Linked DNA regions of Homo sapiens: region 1 is linked to region 2. The links are chromatin contacts, found by Hi-C or POLR2A ChIA-PET in ENCODE. All regions are on one chromosome and are shown on one strand. The core of a region is the stretch at or near the end of the contact, and the rest is flanking DNA. Distances in the headings are between cores, read along the strand shown.

Evidence for each region. A loop is a pair of places that touch in the nucleus more often than their neighbours do. ChIA-PET counts read pairs that join two places held with the same protein, here RNA polymerase II (POLR2A). Pooled maps may share reads with other maps.
Region 1: a pooled map shows a loop between it and region 2 (2.6-fold over the local background). The contact joins the promoter of JMJD1C-AS2 here to the enhancer-like site in region 2. A Hi-C loop is called at or near these places in 2 of 168 maps with a recorded cell type or tissue (PC-9 and endothelial cell of umbilical vein) and 7 of 50 pooled maps. POLR2A ChIA-PET finds 5 or more read pairs at or near these places in 4 of 52 experiments (Caco-2, T-cell, activated CD4-positive, alpha-beta T cell and 1 more).

Annotation. Positions count from the first base shown.
Region 1 is chr10:63,428,005-63,432,546 of GRCh38, forward strand. JMJD1C-AS2 (JMJD1C antisense RNA 2) reads left to right here and starts at 2,571. Exons shown (of 2, transcript NR_134312.1): 1 at 2,571-2,619; 2 at 2,769-3,198. All of the region lies in intron 1 of JMJD1C (jumonji domain containing 1C), which reads right to left. It also overlaps the pseudogene PRELID1P3.
Region 2 is chr10:63,721,341-63,725,391 of GRCh38, forward strand. No RefSeq gene overlaps it. Among named protein-coding and RNA genes, the nearest start is that of REEP3, 200 kb to the left of the region's middle. Within about 2 kb of position 1,336, at least 9 of the 41 ENCODE cell types and tissues checked have a DNase peak (open chromatin) inside an H3K27ac peak, as active enhancers do; they include endothelial cell of umbilical vein, where a contact is called at or near this core.

The sequences.
Region 1 (4,542 bases), core at 1,321-3,820, 290 kb before region 2:
GCTGTCCACTGTACTTTATCATTAAAAATCAATTTCCAGCCCTAAAAATACACACAACACACATATATATATATTAAGACAGCTGATCAATTACTTTACCAAACATCATAGATTTTATGAAGGAATTCATATGAGAGGAGGGGACTAAAAAAACAAGTCACCTTAAAAACAGGAAAACATTTTTCTTTTCACAGTAAAGAAACTACATCAATCACTTTTTTTAAATAAAATTCTCCTTTGCAAATGTATATACTTAAGTTTGCATACTAAGAATATTCTTTGTAACTGATTTCAATTACACAGTGCCAGTAAAGAACATTTTTCTCTAACTTGCATTAATATTGACAAAAGATCAATTAACGAAATTTTACAAATTATTTCACAAAGATTACAAAAGACTCATTCATTACAAAACATTCACTACTTGAAATGTCAGAACAGTGTTCAACAGGTCAAAGAAATCAACTGAATGTTTCTGTAGTTCTGATCCTTAAAATTCCTTTCTTGATGTAGTAGGAACTAAATTTGCACAGAAGCAGGGCTTTGGAATAGATGAGAAACTTTTCAGTGACTATAAGCAGAAACATATACTGGAACAAAACCATTCTTCAGTTCAAGTTACTATTGATCGTGATTACCTCACCAGTTAGACTATGGAAACAAAACATAAAAGAAAATTAAGAACAATGAAAAAAAGAGAAAAAACAATAAGGGCAAGAAAGTAAAACTCAAAAATGCTAATTGTTCAATACCATGTATCTTAACTTTCCCTTATCCTTGACTTTTATCTAAGTATTTCTGAAATACCCATACTATTATAATAATAATACTCTTATCTAAGTCTCAGAATCTAACAAGAAAAAAATACTCGGTCAAGGTAAGCCAGGTTATGTAGCTACACAAAGAACCATAAAATCTCTGGCTTAAAATAAAATTTACTTCTTCAGGCTGTCCATTCCTTATTGACAGGTCTTTCTTTTGGTGGGGGGGAGGGGCACGGAATTTCACTCTTGTTACCCAGGCTGGAGTGCAATGGCACGATCTCAGCTTACCGTAACCTCTACCTCCCGGGTTCAAGAGAGTCTCCTGCCTCGGCCTCCCGGGTAGCTGGGATTACAAACATGCACAACCACACCTGCCTAATTTTATATTTTTAGTAGAGACAGGGTTTCTTCATGATGGCAGGCTGGTCTCAAACTCCTGACCTCAGGTGATCCACCCACCTCAGCCTCCCAAAGTGCTGGGATTACAGGCATGAGCTACCGAGCCCAGCCTGACAGGTCTTTTTTAACTCAGGGGGAATAGCACCTCAAAATGTTGCCTCAGGATCTGAGAACGGAAGAAGAAAAAAAAAAGACAGCTTTGAAGATCTCATACTGGAACTTAAATACTGCAGCAATATTAGGATGCACAATTTCCTTTCAAACATCTGTTTTTCTCACAACTCATTTATTGGCCAGAATTAGTCACAGCCCCTAACATGAAGGATGAGAACAAAAACTATTTGGCAAACAGCATTAATGACCAACACAGATGCATAAAACGAGTTGCTTTGATACAATGTTACATAGGCTTTGAGATTCAAGGCAAAATTTAAAGTAGCCTGCAGGGAAAATGTTGTGAGCAAAGGTTTTCCTATTCTAAAACATTTGCCAGTTGAGAAAGCAGCACCTTGGCATCTCAAACAAGTATGAATACTCAGCACAATCAAAATAAAAAACCAAAGCAAAAAGAAGAATCATCACTATGCCTCTTATTATAGCACTATATTACTACAAATAAGAAGGTTTATGATTTTAGTATCTCTAACTGAATGCTCCAACAGCATTTAAATTCACCCACTCAATTTCCTCTCAAGACACCATCCATATATATTCAACAAACCTATTCAGAGTTCCTACTGTGAGCTACTTGCTATCCTAGTAATTGTAAACAGGGAAGTAAGCTCTTATCTAAGGACTAAAAACTCTATCCCATTTCTAAATATCCAGATTCAATATTAAGAATAAAAAAATCATGTTTATTTATGCACAACTATTTCTAAAGCCACTTTTTAAAAAAGTTGGTATGGTTCCAAGACAACTCAATGGGGGAAAGAAGAGTCTCTTAAATAGTACTGGGACAACTGGGTTTCCATATACAAAAAATAAAGTTGGGAAATTACTTCACACCATATACAAAACTAACTCAAAACAAATCAGAGACCAATATGTAAGACCCATAACTATCAAACTCTTAGAAGAAAACATATAAGAATATCTTTGTGACATTGAGTTGGGCAATGGTTTCTTAGATGTGACACCAAAAGCACAAGTAACAAAAGAAAACATAAATTGGGCTTCATCAAAATCAAGAGTGAAAAGACAAGCTAAAGAATAGAAGAAAATATTTGCAAATCATTATCTGATAAGGAAGTTGTCTTAACAACATGCTACAACATGAATAAATCTTGAGAGCATTAAGTGAAAGAAAGCTAGATGCAAAAGGGCACAGATTATATGATTTCATTTATATGGAATGTTCACAACAGACATTTCCATAGAGACAAGAGAGTAGATAAGCGGTTGCCAAAGGGCTGGAAGTGGCAGGAAGAGGAACACAAGTGACTGCTAACGGATAGTGAGTTTCTTTTGGGGGTATACTAAAATTAGATAGGGGTCATGGTTGCACAACTCTGTGGTATACTACAAATCAATGAATTTTATAAGGTTTAATTTTATGCTATGTAAATTATATCTCAATAAAACTATCTAATTTATTTATTTTAGAGACAAGAGCTCACTCACTGGAGAGCAGTGGCATGATCACAGGTCACCGCATCCTGGAATTCCTGGGCTCATGAGATCCTCGCACCTCAGCTTCCCGAGTAGCTGGGACTACAAGGTGTTTAACACCATACCGGCTAATTTTTGTTTTGTTTTGTTTCGTTCGATGAAGACGAACTCCTGGGTTCATGCAATCCTCCCACCTCGCTTCCCAAAGTGTTAGGAGTATAGACGTGATCCACTGACTCTGGCAAAACTATTTTTTTAAAAAAGTGACAATGGCTTAACACCTACATTAGATGACAATAAAACCAGTGCAGATGGTCATGAAAAGCAAACAAATTCAGGGATTATAGACTTTATAACCAAGTATATCTACTGGTCTGTGAAAGGAGGAAATGACAGAGTATGAACAATAAAATACTATAACATATATTGACTTACAAACATTAATCACTTCTGCTTTCAAAACATTTGGAGGGCAACCATCTCATTCAAAAAGACCAACTTAATTATTGAGGAAGTTAAGAGAATAAAAGCTAAGGGAAAAAATAAGATTAATGTACAGAAATATGTAAGAATGACATATTGTAGTTTTATGCTTTCAGAAGAGGCACAGTTATGGAAAATGAGGCCAACCTATGGGTATAACAGAAGGCTCCTAAAGTATGGTGGTTTCTGAGGTAGGGACTTCAAGTTGTAAATACAGTATCCATCTACTCCTGCTTTCTTACCAAAAGAACACTGATTTTGCTAGGTGCAATAATGGACTATCCTAAAATTTTTAAGGTTCTGGAAGACAGAGACGATAATATGACGTAATTCTGGTAAATAAGATGTAATATTTGAGATGACTTGGGGTGAGTTTTAGAAAGCTCCTTGACTAGGGGCAAACTAAGGTGATATTGTAACTCAGGGTCCCCAGGTTTTGGGGTATGCACTGTGAAAAAGTACTCACTTGCGGCCGGGCGCAGTGGCGCACGCCTGTAATCCCAGCACTTTGGGAGGCCGAGGCGGGCGGATCACGAGGTCCAGAGATAGAGACCACCCTGGCCAACAAGGTGAAACCCCATCTCTACTAAAAGTACAAAAATTAGCTGGGCATGGTGGTGCATGCCTGTAGTCCCAACTAATCGGGAGGCTGAGGCAGGACAATCGCTTGAACCCAGGGGACAGGGGTTGCGGTGAGCCAAGATGGCGTCACTGCACTCCAGCCTGGCGACAGAGCAAGACTCCGTCTGAAAAGAAAAAGAAAAAGAAAACTCACTTTTGTAACTGTTGCGCCTTGAGTTCTTGTTGTTTCAAGAAGTTCCAGAAAGAAGCTCAGCCCAGTGGTTGGGTCCAGAGATGACTAAACTGGAGATGAACTTCTGGCAAACTCTCCTCACTACCATACTAAAATCCCCACCCAGGAAGTAGTTTATGTGCCATTTTCTATACATCTGATGTATGTAAAAGCATGATAAATGTGCCTGCACTGCCTTTATTCCACCTCTAATACAATGACTCAGCTAACTAGCCCGGGTGTTCACCTTTGTTTGGGGAGGCACTGCCTTTGGGACTATCCCTAGTGTCCTCCTTACTTGGTGCAAGTAATAAAATCCCCCTGTGAAATCATACTTGGTTGTGGTCACTGGACTTGTCATCCACCAAGCAAATGAACCCACCCATTGTGTGTGTGTGACACTATGAGCCTTCTTGCCCTTTTCTGCTTCCTCCTCCTTCCTGCCTGGAGCTGAACTAAGGAAGACAACAACAGTATCAGCTATATTGTAAC
Region 2 (4,051 bases), core at 86-2,585:
CTTATTTTTAATACATGGTTTCACTCTGTTGCCTCACTGCAGCCTTAACCTCCTGGGCTCAAGTGATCCTCAATCTCAGTCTCCGGAGCAACTGGGACTACAGGAATATGCACCATACCTGGCTAATTGTGTGTGTGTGTGTGTGTGTGTGTGTGTGTGTGTGTGTGTGTGTGTGTATTTGGTACACATGAGGTCCCACTATGTTGCCCAGGCTGGTCTTGAATTCCTGGGCTCCTGCCTGGGCCTCCCAAAGTGCTGAGATTGCAGGCATGAGCCACTGTGCCTAGCCCCTGTTTTCAGGTATTAAAAATGTTAGTCTGGGCTGGGCATGGTGGGTCACGCCTGTAACTCCACTACTTTGGGAGGCTGAGTGGGAGGATCACTTGAGGCCAGGAGTTTGAGACCAGCCTGAGCAACCTAGCAAGACCCTGTCTGTATTAAAAAAAAAAATTAGCTGGGTGTGATGGTGCATGCCTATAGTCCCAGCTACTTAGGAGGCTGAGGTGGGAGGATCACTTGAGCTCAGGAGATTGAGGTTACAATGAGCTATGAGTGCACCACTGTCCTCCAGCCTGGGTGACAGAGTGAGACCCTGTATTAAAAAAACAAAACAAAACAACGCCCTCCCCAGCCAAAAAAAAACTTAGTCCAATCTCATATATAGCTTGAATCTTCTCTCCTTAACTCTTCTTACTTCTGACTCTGAGGAAGGAGAGCATGACTGTTCTTTCAGTGTTTTTCTGACTATTTCTCATCTCTTTCCTGCTTTCTAATTCCTCTAGTATAGAATCCAGCATGCAGATCAGAGAAAGAGGAGCAAAGTGTCACTGTACTTAGCTGGTATTGTATGTGATTCTCTCATGGATAATACTGGCTGGGACTCATTCCCTCTGTTAATCTGAGAATTCACATAGAGCTTCTCCAGGGCACCCTGTGGGGATGCAGGGGGTTCCTCCTATTCTGGTCATTCTCCAGTTGCTTCTGAAAATCTTCTCTCAGCTTTTGCCCCACATGTTCTGGGCTTCACTCTACACAGCTTCTTCCTGCTGGGGACCCCTGGCTTCAGGCAGTAGTTCTTTTGGTCAGGGTCTGTTCCAGATGATGCATGTCTTGCTACTCTCTTCAGGTTCCCTTGGTCAATGGGAAAACACTGTCCATCCTTTTCCTCCCTAAAGCTTAACCATCTAATCAGCCCTCTCTCCCACCCTGTAATTGCATGCTGCTCCAGCCAGTCTCTTGCCTTCAGCGTTCTTGAGATGGATGGAAACCAGGCAAAGATGCCAGCAAATGCCTGTGGATGCTCTTTGGCTCTCCTAAGAACACTTGTTGTTCTCTATGGTCTGGAAGCAGCACCAGGGCCTGTGATGTCAGGGCTCTGTAAACATCCAGCCAGGAAGTGAGATACAAATCTTTCTCGTAGGCATTTCTGGTCCCTGTGACTGATTTGCTTGGACTCCTTCACTTGGCTTAGCAGTAGGGAGGGAGGGAAAAAGCCAAAGCTTTTCTAGTTCTAAAAATGCCTTTCAAAGCACCTCATAGGCCGGGCAGAGAGACGCACGCCTGGAATCCCAGCACTTTGGGAGGCCAAGGTGGGTGGATCACCGGAGATCAGGAGTTTGAGACCAGCCTGGCCAACATGGTGAAACCCTGTGTCTACTAAAAATAAAAAATTAGCCAGGTGTGGAGGTAGGCACCTGTAATCCCAGCTACTCGGGAGGCTGAGGCAGGAGAATCACTTGAACCCAGGAGGCGGAGGTTGCAGTGAGCCAAGATCGTGCCACTGCACTCTAGCCTGGGCAACAGAGCGAGACTGTGTCTCAAAAACAACAAAAAACAAAAAACAAAGCACCCCATAATGAATGTATAGCCTTCTCTTAAATTGGCTGAAGGTAATTAATGAAGTTTTATTTATTTATTTTTATTTATTTATTATTGCCTGTCTTTTGGCATTTTCTCCACATCCTCACCAACACTTGTTATTTTCTGTGTTTCGTTTTGAAGTTTGGTATTTTAAGGATGAGCTTGGGCATTTTAAAATAAAATTCTGCAGAAATGTACCTAGTGGGTCTCTTTGGCTTCAGGGTCTTAGCTGAATTTCAAAGATAATAAGAGAAGGCCATTCTCTCTGTTCTTAATCATGTTAGGATACAAGAAGATAGCCGTCTGCAAACCAGGATGCAGGCTGTCATCAGACACCAGATCTGCCAGCACCTTAGTTTTAGACTTCTCAGCCTTCAGAATAACTGTCTATAAGGGAACACTTGAATTCATCGGAGAAGAGATGATAAGTGCCAGAAGTAATTGAGGAGAGGGTTCGAGGCAGCTTGCTCAGCTGAGAGCTGACTGAGAGCTGAGAGGTTTCTGGCCTTGGGGAAACAGTGAGAGAGAAATCCCCAGAGCTCCAAAATGGGTTTTTACGATCTTGGCTATGGGAGGAACCCCTGACCCACTGGGGCCTCATGCCTGACATACGGAGCTGCCTAAAGATTGCACAGGAATCTTGCTCCAGAAAGGGAACCCACACAGAATCCCACGGGCATCTGAGCCTGGAGCAGTCTCAGCTGGGAGCCACTTTGAGAGCCCAGATACCAGGGATCTACAGACACAGCTGCAGCTGCTCCAAGGAGGAAGAGGCAAGACTGGGCGCTCCCATGCACCCTCGGGAAGGTGCTTGCCACTCTGCTATAAGCTGCTGTGGAGACTGAGACACGAGTGAACTGCCCTCCCCCATGCTGCCAGCCTGGGCAGGGATTGACAGGGAATCCAGGCCATTCTACGCCTATCTAGGACAATACCCACTGCCCTGTAATGAGCTGCTGTGAGACTGAGACGTGATCACACTGCACTCCCCACAGCTTCTTGCCCATACTGCTTGCCTGGGTGGTGCACGCCCTCTCTGGCTCCTGGTCCAAGGCGACATTTTGAGAGTTTAACATGGGGCTGCACCTCACCCTCGGCCTGAGCTTGGGCAACCATAGCTGCAGCCACTGCCTGCCAAAGAGGCCCCACCCTCTCCTATCACAAGCCCACAGCTAGTACCATTTTGAGAGTTTAGAGACATTGTTTGGCAACCTGGCAGCAGTGGCCACAGCAGGCATCGTAGTCTCAGGTCAGAGATTGGAGCACTTGCTCTGGAATGGGAGATGGGACTCCATAGCCAGCACTGAGCAGCAAGTATCAAGAGTGCCCCAGCAGTAGGTGCTGGAGTTAGGCTCTCTCCTGTCGCAGGACTGCAGTGGGAGGAGAGTTGCTGAAGCCAAGGTTTCTCCCAGGTGGTGAGACTTGCAGCCAGGGACAGCTTTGTGACCTGGAACTGGTCTGTGCATGTCATTGCTGGGTGCCCCGGTTTGCTCCCTTGGTCACTTGGGAGACGGTGCGCCACAAGCATTGAGGAGCAGGAGGGTGACGAACCCCACTCCCCAAGAGATCTAACCCTCAGCACGGACTGACTCTATGGGAGGGGAAAGTACAGCCTCCCCAAAGCCCCCCTTGGGCCAAAGGAAATGTGAGTGTGGTGCCAGCCACTGAAGGTGGCACCACTGAAGCCTGGGAATGGACGTGGAGAAGGGGTTCTCTCTGTCATCCCTGGCCCCTCTCAGTGCATTGTCACTGAGGCCTGGGGAGTGTGGGCTGAAAGAGTTCATTTATTGGGTTTCTCCAATGGCTTCACCCCCACTGAAGGCGAATATGCATTGGGGGAGGACGCTTTTCACTCTTCTCCATTGCTTTCACCCCTACCCCTACCTGTTGGCTGTTACTCTTATATGTCACCTACTGGCCTGCAGTCTGAACTACACCACCAAACAAAATTAGATTGCTACAACAAGCAACATCTGAGATAACCACTGTTAAACCTATCTGCAACCAAGGAACTTGTACAGAGCCTTGGTATCATGAAAGCACTCAGAAATGAAGCCAATCAGGCATACACAATATACACTACAGTTATACCCCCTCAGAGGAAAAAATAATAAAAAAACAAGAAGCCCTATCTAAACAATAGGAATTTTTTTTTTTTAAAAAAAGAGGTGTCAGCTCTCTCATATGAGAA